Linked DNA regions of Mus musculus: region 2 is linked to region 1. A link is a contact called in ENCODE POLR2A ChIA-PET data. All regions are on one chromosome and are shown on one strand. Each heading gives the region's core, a stretch centred on a gene start or an enhancer-like site at or near the end of the contact. The rest is flanking DNA. Distances are from core to core; before and after follow the strand shown.

Region 1 (4,804 bases), core at 1,484-3,983:
GGCTGCGAGGCCGCCGCAGTGGAGAATCTGAAACAAGGAAGACAGACGCCATCTTAGAAGTCGCGGCCTGCTTCTCGGCTGAGCGCTCCACAGTAACCCCGCGACGCGATCTAACGTCCCCTGATCCAACACATGACCGGAGCGTTCCAAGACTAACCTCGTCTTCCCCGAACCAAAGTAATCAGATAGCAAAGGCCACGCTCTGCCCTAAAATCCTCAGCTCTAAAGATGCGAGGCCACCCCGAGTGTTTACTGTCTAGCCAGCCCCGGGGGCTCATACCCTGCCCGCCCGCCCGCATTTGCAGATTCTCGCGCACTTACCCGCCTTAGGAACGCACAAGGCGTCCACATGCCCTAAAAGCCGATCTCGGCAAACTTTCCCGGCGTCAGGGTGAGGAGAGCGGGCGCAGCGCACGGCTCCTTGGCCCCATCTCGCCCCAGCGTGGGCGAGCTGACGCCCCCCGCCCCCATCGGGCTGGGAGTCCTCCCCACGGAGCGCCTCTTCCATCGGTCAGCGCCAGGGAGGAGGGCGAGCCGAGGAGGCGGCGGCGGCGCTGCTCTGCAGCCCTCCTCCCTCCCCTCCCCCCCGCAGCCGGACGCCTCCGAGGAGGGGCAGGAGCCATTTTGGGAGCTGTCTCGCCCCCTCCCCCTCCCCTACGCTGTCTTGGGACTCGAAACAAGACTTAAGTAGGAACCACCAGCCAGTTCTCAAGGTCAGATGGCAAAAGCAACTCTGGGGTAGCCCCTCGCGCGAAAGTAAAAGCGTCTATCCCCCCAGAACACACCTCTCGCTCCCAAACTCCCCTTTCCCTGGCTGGGAAGACAGGTGTGCACGTCTGGGCAAGTAAATTAACGTTGGTGAGGGGCTGTAAGGCGGGCTCACCATTCCCCAATTATAGCCCCAACTGGCCTAGGTCCTAGAACTGCAACCAGGCGACCCTCCCTCCACATGAGCCCTCGACCTCGAACCTCGGTCACTGCACTTAACATGGCGGCCAAGCTCCCGTCTTCTGGACCGCAAGATAAGCGCAGACCCCGCAAGGGGTAAGTGCGCCTTGGAAGCAGAGACCCTGCACTCCCCGCCGGGAACCAGGCCCGGGTCGCCCGAGTGCGCGCGGCCCCGCCCGGGTGGCTGCGGCGAGCAGGGCAATGACACAGCAACTTTAGAGGCCTCTCCCCTCCCCCTGGCGGCCCGGCCTCCAAACTGGATTTTCCGCACCTGGGCCTGGCGGGTCCGGGCCGAAGCCCGACGGGGGTGGGGTGGGGGTGGGGAGAGAACTCGGGGAGCGGGGAAACTGCTGGGCCTTAGAGAGAAAGGGTAGCCAGACGACGCTCCCGTTTCCCTGCATTCCGGAAAATCACTGCGCCCCAGTCATTCCCAGCCCTCCCTGCCCCCACATGAGTCACAGGGGAGGCTGCTGCTACTTAGTAATTTGGAAAAGTAACTCTTTCCTCCTTTCCGTTCCCTCCCCCGCAGCACACAAGGAGGCAACTGTTCCAGGCAGGGGGAGGGGAGGAGGGCGGCAGTAGAGCATGCCACCCGGAGAAACCCTAGACCTCGGAGACTGGGAGGCTCGGACCACGCTGGCTCTCCCCTCCCAGCACCCACCTCAGGCCAGGACTGCGCTCGCAGGCGGCCCCCAGGCTCTGGGCCGGTGAGCCCTCCCCACCCTGGGGCAGAGACAAACAGCTAAGAGCCCGGAGGGGATGCGCAGCTGGGAACAGCAGGCCCCACAGGCCGCGTCCTCGTGAAAAGCACACAAACTCGACCGAGCCTCCATCACGCCATGTGACGATGGCGAGCCTGCTACCCTTGACACAAAGGGAGCTTAGGGAGTCCCTGGGGAGGCAGGGAGTCGGCGCCAGGGAACCACACCAGTTCACCTCCAGAGCTGCCAACTCCTAAGCTCTCGCATCCCACGACCAACACTCACACTCAGCCTACGGGGTCGCCCTCCCCTCGCCCGCCCAAAACATCCCATCTCACCTGGCTCCCGATTCCTGTCCCCCCCCCCCCCCCCGGTGACGGGTGCATGGGGCACAAGCCACCCTCGCCCCTTTGCCCTCCGATGGGTATGTAGGCACGAGGTTGGCCATTCCCCTCCCCCACACAGTGGCCCTCTTGCGCTGGCCCCAGTCCACACTCCCATTGGCTGTCAGGTGTTTGAAAGACAAGTCTTTCCCCCTTGGGATTTTTCTCCTGAACCCCAAGAATTCTTCCCACTCCCCACCTTTACTTATGCATTTAAATGACCGATGGCGTCCCCGCCCCAGGGGCCCCTGCTCACCTGGATCCAGGAGCCACGGGGGGGCCCTCGAAAGTCGCCCTCAGCCCGGCTGGGGGGGGAGCAAGGAATCCGGGGTGTCAACCCCCCCGGAAGCCGAGAAGGCGTTGGGGGAGGGGGCGTAGCCCCCAGCCCCTCCCTTCCCTAGCCGCTGGGGGTGGGGGGAAAAGCATCGGGGCCGCGCGGCCACGTCAGCAGCGCTCCGACTGGCTGGGGCGGGTCACGTGTCCGCCCCCCCTACGGCCACGAGGGCGAGGTTTCCGAACACTGCGGAGGGTCGTGAACGGGGTCACAGGGACTGCAAGGCCCAGACCTGTGTCCCGAGACCCCAGACCTCGCTAAGGCTGTTGCCTCGCCAGGTCCCCGGCCTCCCTTGCGCCTGTGGTCGCCCCCGTCCCCCCCACTCGCCTCTCGGTACGAGTTCAGCATGGCTGCCGCAGCCCCACGAAACACATAGCGCATGCGCAAGGGTGTGCCTGGTCTGGGGGGAGGGGAGGCACGGGTCGCGGGGAGAGCCGCGGTGCGCAGGCTCAGTGCGCCCCGAGCCTCGGGGCCACCTCGTTGAGCGATGGGTGTGGCGGGAGCGCGCGGGCCTGCGCCCCGGTGGCCTCCCCCCCCTCCCCACCGCGGCGGGGGGAATAGGTTCTTCCGGCTCCGGTCTGAGGCGTTGCCTGGCACTTTCTGGCCAGAATCCGCGGGGCCCCATGCTGTGGTCCCAGGAGGCACGCGGGTCCTGGCTGCAGCAGCGGGACTGCAGGGCGAGCCTCCCTGGAACGGTGGGGGTCCGCTTGGATGTTGCACGCTCGATTTGACGTTTTAATCGGGAGGAGTTGTGGGGTTCCTCGAATTTCTTAAACTGTTTCTTTTTTTTTTCCTCTATGAGACTTGAAAATACCCGAATCCTGCCTTCGAAGTATACCACCCGTGTTTCTTTCTCTGATCGTGTACAGGTAGACCATTTATTAACATAGAGTTCTACTTCGTCATTTCTGCTCGTTTTGATCATGATTCTTTCCTGACATTGTCTATACTCTGTTTCTGTTTCTGTGACCTGCCTTACTAGTTTGTTTCTCAGTCTTGAATTCATCCTACTAAAGTTTAGGGTGACAACTTAAAAACAATGCAGTTGACTTAAAGTGCGAAGCTCGCGCTTATCTCTGTTGTCTTTTGTCTTTGAAGGTATGGTCTGGATTTACACTCTGCACCAGCAGCCCACCTGTATTTTCCGTGTGTAGAACAGGGCATGTCTCTTATTTTATCGGGGCTTCTCAGTTGAAGGAAATTGCTTTTGACTTGGTCACCTTTCTCTGTTAACCTAAGTAACTTCCTGTCCATTTTGCTCTCTTAGCCAAAAAGAAAACCCTATTCAGTACCTACCCTGTCTCTAAGTAGCCAAAAAGAAAACCCTATTCAGTACCTACCCTGTCTCTAAGTACTCCGTGGCTTTCTCAACTTCCTTGCACAGCAGGACTTGGACTTACAAGACTCTCCCTGCTTGTCTCCTCCCAGTTCTCTTATTTCCCACTTCATGCAGCCCCAGAGTGTGACCTCACCACCCTACTTAGCAGGACCTCCCAGCTGCCCACCCCAGAGTCCACTTCTGATTTCTCCCTGACATTGCCCATGCATGTCATGTTCCCAACCCCCAGTCTCCCTTTTGTACATTTGGGTAGCTGGTTCCTGCTGTTTGTCTGGAATGCTTCTACATCTTCAATGACTCAAGCCTTTCAACTCCACCGTAAGATTAGACAGTTCTCTTGAGTGGAACTTCCTATGAAAAATTCCTGCCTGGATAACCCCAGACACTGGAGCATGCTCAGAATTGATGTGGGCTGTCCGGCGCATCTGATCTGCTGCTGTGTTATTCTGTCCATGCACGATGTCCTCACCTCTCCTTACAACTTTATATTCACCTGAACTTACCATTCCCTTCTTCATCTATCAATGCACACTGCTGTGTCCTCAAGAACCAGGCAATCGTGCCTGTGTCTGCTGCATCACCTGGACTTGTTATTTGTACTGTGCAGTAGCAACTTGAATTTAAATCAGTATTACATGCTGTTTAGATTTGTTTCATAGTGGCACCAGCCATATTTTCAAGTTCTCAGTGGCCAGGCATGGCTAGTGGCTAGGACATGAAGCCATAATTCCACGTGCTCTGGGTTTTGTCCACGGCCCTGAAATTGCGTATTAAATTGTGGCTCCCTGGGCTTTCCCTCTTTTTTTTTTTTTTTTTTTTTTTTTTTGGTTTTTCGAGACAGGGTTTCTCTGTATAGCCCTGGCTGTCCTGGAACTCACTTTGTAGACCAGGCTGGCCTCGAACTCAGAAATCCGCCTGCCTCTGCCTCCCGAGTGCTGGGATTAAAGGCGTGCGCCACCACGCCCGGCATGGGCTTTCCCTCTTGACCTATGCTAGAACTCAGCTCCTGTGTTTTGTTTGTTTTTGTTTTTTTGAGACAGGGTTTCTCTGTGTAGCCCTGGCTGTCCCGAAACTCACTTGTAGACCAGGCTGGCCTTGA
Region 2 (5,067 bases), core at 1,597-4,096, 360 kb before region 1:
CCTGCCCTGCCTAGAAGCTTCCTCTGGGTGGTCTGAGTGGGGACAGGCCCCTAACAGAGCAGGATTTGAATCTGTCCCACCCATCACCAGAGAGCCTTTCAAATCTCTGGTCTCCAAAACCTTTCCAAAACGTACTCTGCCTCTAAAGTGATACCCGGAATCTAACACCTGCTAATTGGTCTCACATCTGGATAGAGCCCACTCCCAGCCCATGGTGCTGTGTGGTAATCATATCTTTGCAGAAATCTGTCTGGCTCCATCTCAGGAGCCTTTTGCCCCAAGGATACCCCAGTACCTCCACAGTCCCAAGATGCCAAGGCTAGCTTTGAGGACCAGGACACACTCCCAGAAGGGCAAAGGTATGTCCCCTGAGGATCCAGGAGTTAGCTCTCAAAATCATTCACTATCAATCAGGGAGTCCAGCATGAATGGTTAGAGGACCCAAAAGCTCAGTTTGGCATAGAAGGTGTCACAATGCCAGAGATCCCTAAATATGCTCATCAGAAAATGAGGAACCCCAATGACACGGACAGAGGCTCACTAAGTAGGAAAGCTCTTCCTGTAATTGGATACATATGTGTTGAAGGAAGGAGGTATAACAACTGTCTTTTCCATATCTAAGCTTCAATCTTTGCCCCTAAACTTAACCTCTAAGTGGTAAGATCTGTCTTGGGCTCAACCTTGCTCCACCCTTAGGAACCTGCCTTTCTGAACTTGTTTCCCCCCCCCGCCCCCCCCACTTTTTTTTTTAAAGACATACTATGGATGTGTAACCTAAGTTAGCTTTTAAAAAATTTAAAAGAAGCCGGGCGTGGTGGCACATGCCTTTAATCCCAGCACTTGGGAGGCAGAGGCAGGCGGATCTGTGAGTTCGAGGCCAGCCTGGTCTACAAAGTGAGTGCCAGGACTACACAGAGAAACCCTGTCTCGAAAAAAAAAAAAAAAATACAAGAAAAATCTCATTCTGTTGACTTGCCACTCCCACCTCACCCGTTTATGTAGACCAGGCTTGCCTTGAACTCATGGAGCTCTGTCTGTCTCTGCTTCCTGAAGCTGGGATTAAAGGTGTGTGACACCACACTCTGCTAAATTACACGATTTTTTTTCAGTTTATCTCTATATGTGATGTGGAGTACCTGTGACGGGCAGAAGACAATTTGCAGACTCTCTTCCACCATGAAGGTCCCAAGATTGAACTCAGGTCATCAGGCCTGGCAGTGTACACAAATACCTACGCTACCTCACCATCCCAGATTGGCTCTGAACTGCAAAGAAATCCTGTCTTAAGTCAGGGTTTCTATTCCTGCACAAACATCATGACCAAGAAGCAAGCTGGGGAGGAAAGAGTTTGTTCGGCTTACACTTCCATACTGCTGTTCATCACCCAAGGAAGTCAGGACTGGAACTCAAGCAGGTCAGAAAGCAGGAGCTGGTGCAGAGGCCATGGAGGGATGTTCTTTACTGGCTTGCTTTCCCCTGGCTTGCTCAGCCTGCTCTCTGATAAAACCCAAGGCTGCCAGCCCAGAGATGGTCCTACTTACAAGGGGCCTTTCCTCCTTGATCACTAATTGAGAAAATGTCTTACGGTTGGATCTTATGGAGGCATTTCCTCAACTGAAGCTCCTTTCTCTGTGGTAACTCCAGCTGTGTCAAGTTGACACAAAACTAGCCAGTACATCCTCCTACCTCCAACTCTGAGTACTGGGATTGCAGGTGTGCACCACTACTGGCCTGTTTCCTGGATAATATGGGCTGTATAAACTAATAAGGAGGAGTAAAAGGGACCATTATTAAAAAGTTTCAGAATAGTACAGGTACTGCATTTAACGTTGTCCATGTGTGGTTTTTCTTTTTTTCCTTTGAGAAAGGGTTCCAGTAATCCAGCCTGGCCTCTGCACTTTTGATCTTCCTACCTCTGCCTCCCAAGTGTTGCGACTACAGGCCTGCACCATCACCAAGGCGGTGTTAGTGATAAAATCCAGGGCTTTGAGCATGCTGCTGCTAGGAATGCTACCAACTGAATCACTTCTCCATGAATATCAAGAGTTTGAACTAGTCGACAGACAGGCCCCAATCTACCCAATTCCAAAGCACCATAATATAGGGTTCCTGCACATGATCCAGGCTCCACTCCAAGGTAGGCCCCGGGTGTGTCAGTCAGTCCTAGAAGGCTCACACCAATCAGGCTTTGTGGGCACGCCCACAACCTTCTCCTTCGCCTTAACACCAGCTACAATCCTGCTTTCAACGCAGTCCGCCCGCCAAACCCAGGAAAGCCCCGCCCCTCGGGACGCCCCGCCCCAACGGCCTCTCCTACCACCTCGGGCCCCACCCCCCCAAGGCCCCGGCCCCGCCCCGGCGCATCCGGGGTCCGTAGGCCTCGCCGAGCCTCCCTTTCCTCACCACTGCGTACTAGGGCCCGAAGCCTAGCGAACTCCACTTGCCCCGGCTTCCTCCGACTCCCAGCCCGGATAGGCCCCGTTGAAGTCCGGGCCTCCACCCTGAGCTCTCTGTTCCTGTAGCACGGCTTCGGCCCTCCAGTCGCTACCGCCACCTCGCCTGTCTGTACCCCACAAGGCGCACCTTTGAATAGGTAATCGTACTCGTCGTCCCGGGTCCCCATTGTCCTGGCGCTTCCGGCGGGATCGGCGACTCCGCAGCCCCACCACAAACACCCGTCGGGGGCGGAACCGGCGCCGCGTAGAGCGGCGGTCTAAAGGCCAGTCAACGGTGAAAGCGGTAGTGACAGGCACCTGGACAAGCCAATCAGGCTGAGAAACCGAGCTCGGGGGGTAGGAGCCTCCTGGGATCCACCCTTCTAGCCCTCGGTCTCCCGGAGAAAGGCGGAAGGAATGCGGACCTTTTTGAAATGACAGATTCAGCAGCCTATCAAAAGCAGATGGGGGAAGGCGGGACGGAACACTTGAACAATGAAGTGGATTGACAGAGTGCGTAACCAATGAGAGACTGAACTCAGACTGGGCCTTCCAGCGAACCTGTAGGGGAAGGGAAATTGAGCTACCTCTAGGTGACGTTACGGACTTTAACGTCCTGATGACATCATAGATCAGTGGGTCTCCTCCGACCTCTTATTCTAGCCCCATAAATGACCATTTCCGGGCGTATGTTCGTTGATTGGGGGTGCCTTCTCTGGGTTGCAGTTCCCCAGTTCTTTGTTTAAATACAAAGCTTATGTCAGTACCTCCAAAACAAATGGGGATCCTAGGCTTTTTTATTTGTTCCTCTTCTCAAAAAGTTCTCTTGTTTTCTGCTTTCACCATTACTCATATTTTTTCTTTTCTTTTTTTAAGACAGGTTTTTCACTATGAAACCCTAGCTAGACTGGAATTGGTGATATGGATCAGACTATACCTGTCTGATTTTCTTTTTTCTTTATTGTTTTTTTTTTTTTTTTTTTTTTTTTTTTTTGTGACAGGGTCGCACCATGTAGCCCTGGCCATCTGGAACTTGCCCTGTATAGACCAGGCTGGCCTTGAACACAGAGAGCTGCCTGTCTCTGCCTCCCAAGTGCTGGGATTAGAGGCATTGGCCACCACCACCCAGCTTGATTTTGTTTGTTTGCTTGTTTGTTTGTTTGTTTGTTTGTTTGTTGAGACGAGGCCTCAAGTTACCCTGACTAGCTTCATATTGAAGAGGGAGTAGAGATAGAGAAAGGGAGAGAGAGTGGCAAGGAGGGGGGTGGAGAGAGAAGAGGAGAGGCCGGCCAGGGAGAAGGGGCAGAGTGTAGGATAAGAGAGGAGGGGGGCAAACAGCCCCTTTTCTAGTGAGTTAGTCATACCTAGCTATTGCCAGGTAACTGGGAGCCTAGAAGGAATGATAACAATACATATTTACTTTGAACTAACTTCTTTTTTTCTTGTTCTGTTTTATTTGGAGCACAGGGTCTCCCTGCCTAGAACCTGATATTTAACACTGAGAGATCCACCTGGCTCTGCGCCGCTAAACACGCCACCTCGTGCTAGCCAACTTTGAACTTATGATTCTCTTGTACACTGGTAACTTGGAAGTTACCTCTCGGGGGCTGGAGAGATGGCTCAGTGGTTAAGAGACTGACTGCTCTTCCAGAGGTCCTGAGTTCAATTCCAAGCACATGGTGGCTCACAACCATCTGTAATGGGATCTGATGCCCTCTTCTGGTTTGTCTGAAGACAGATACAGTGTACTCGTCACATATATAAAATAAATAAATAAAATCTTTTTTTAAAAATTTACCTCTCTGATTTCATTTTCTTTCTCTGCTTGTGTATTCCTGAGATTATGTGGCTCATTTGGGCCATGAAGTCTTTGTTTAACAGATATTAAGAGATTGGGAGAATAGTAAGGAACAGCAATGCAGCTTAATTTTATTTATGTGTATGTGTGTTATGTTTGCATGTTGTGCACTATGTGTTTGCAGTGCCCATAGAGGTCAGAGATGATGTTGGATCCTTAACTGGAGTAATAGACAGTTGTGATCCACCATGTGGGCACTGGGAATCAAACCTGGGTCTTCTGTAAGAGCAGCCAATGATCTTAACCACTGAGAAATCTCTCAAGCTGGAAGCTAAATTAATTAGAATGCAAAGGCTTGATTTCAATCCCTAGCACTGAAGTGGGGGAAAAGTTATTACTGGCACTATAACAGGTGTTTAGAAGCTGCTTTGGGGCTGAAAATGGGGCTCAAATGAGAGTTCTTAGTATGCACATAAACTGGGTGTGGTGGCATATGCCATTAGGAGAGTTGAGTCCAAGGTCATCTCCTGCCACATATGGAGTTTGAGGCCCTTACTAAAACAAACAAAAATAAGAGGCTAGAGAGATAACTCATCCACTAAGATCACATTCTGTTCTTATAGAAGACCCAGGTTTGATTCTCAGTACCAACATGGTGGCTTACAACCATCTGTAACCACAGTTTCAGGGGATCTGAAACCTTAGGGTCCTGTATTCATGTTTCTTTTTCTTTTCTTTCTCTCTCTCTCTCTCTCTCTCTCTCTCTCTCTCTCTCTCTCTTTCTTTCTTTCTTTCTTTCTTTTTTTGCTTTGTTTTGGTTTGGTTTTGGTTTGT

What was found. ChIA-PET counts read pairs that join two places held with the same protein, here RNA polymerase II (POLR2A).
Region 2: POLR2A ChIA-PET joins it to region 1 with 12 read pairs in embryonic stem cell. The contact joins the promoter of Rab11b here to the promoter of Brd2 in region 1. POLR2A ChIA-PET finds 5 or more read pairs at or near these places in 2 of 5 experiments (Patski and embryonic stem cell).

What each region holds. Positions count from the first base shown.
Region 1 is chr17:34,119,874-34,124,677 of GRCm38, forward strand. Brd2 (bromodomain containing 2) reads right to left here and starts at 2,734. Exons shown (of 13, transcript NM_001204973.1): 1 at 2,289-2,734; 2 at 1-27. It overlaps H2-DMa (histocompatibility 2, class II, locus DMa), which reads left to right and starts at 2,959. Exons shown (of 6, transcript NM_010386.4): 1 at 2,959-3,061.
Region 2 is chr17:33,757,640-33,762,706 of GRCm38, forward strand. Rab11b (RAB11B, member RAS oncogene family) reads right to left here and starts at 2,847. Exons shown (of 5, transcript NM_008997.3): 1 at 2,584-2,847. The coding sequence starts at 2,623. Gm17251 (a long non-coding RNA gene) reads left to right here and starts at 2,219. Exons shown (of 2, transcript XR_003952408.1): 1 at 2,219-2,948; 2 at 3,903-4,228.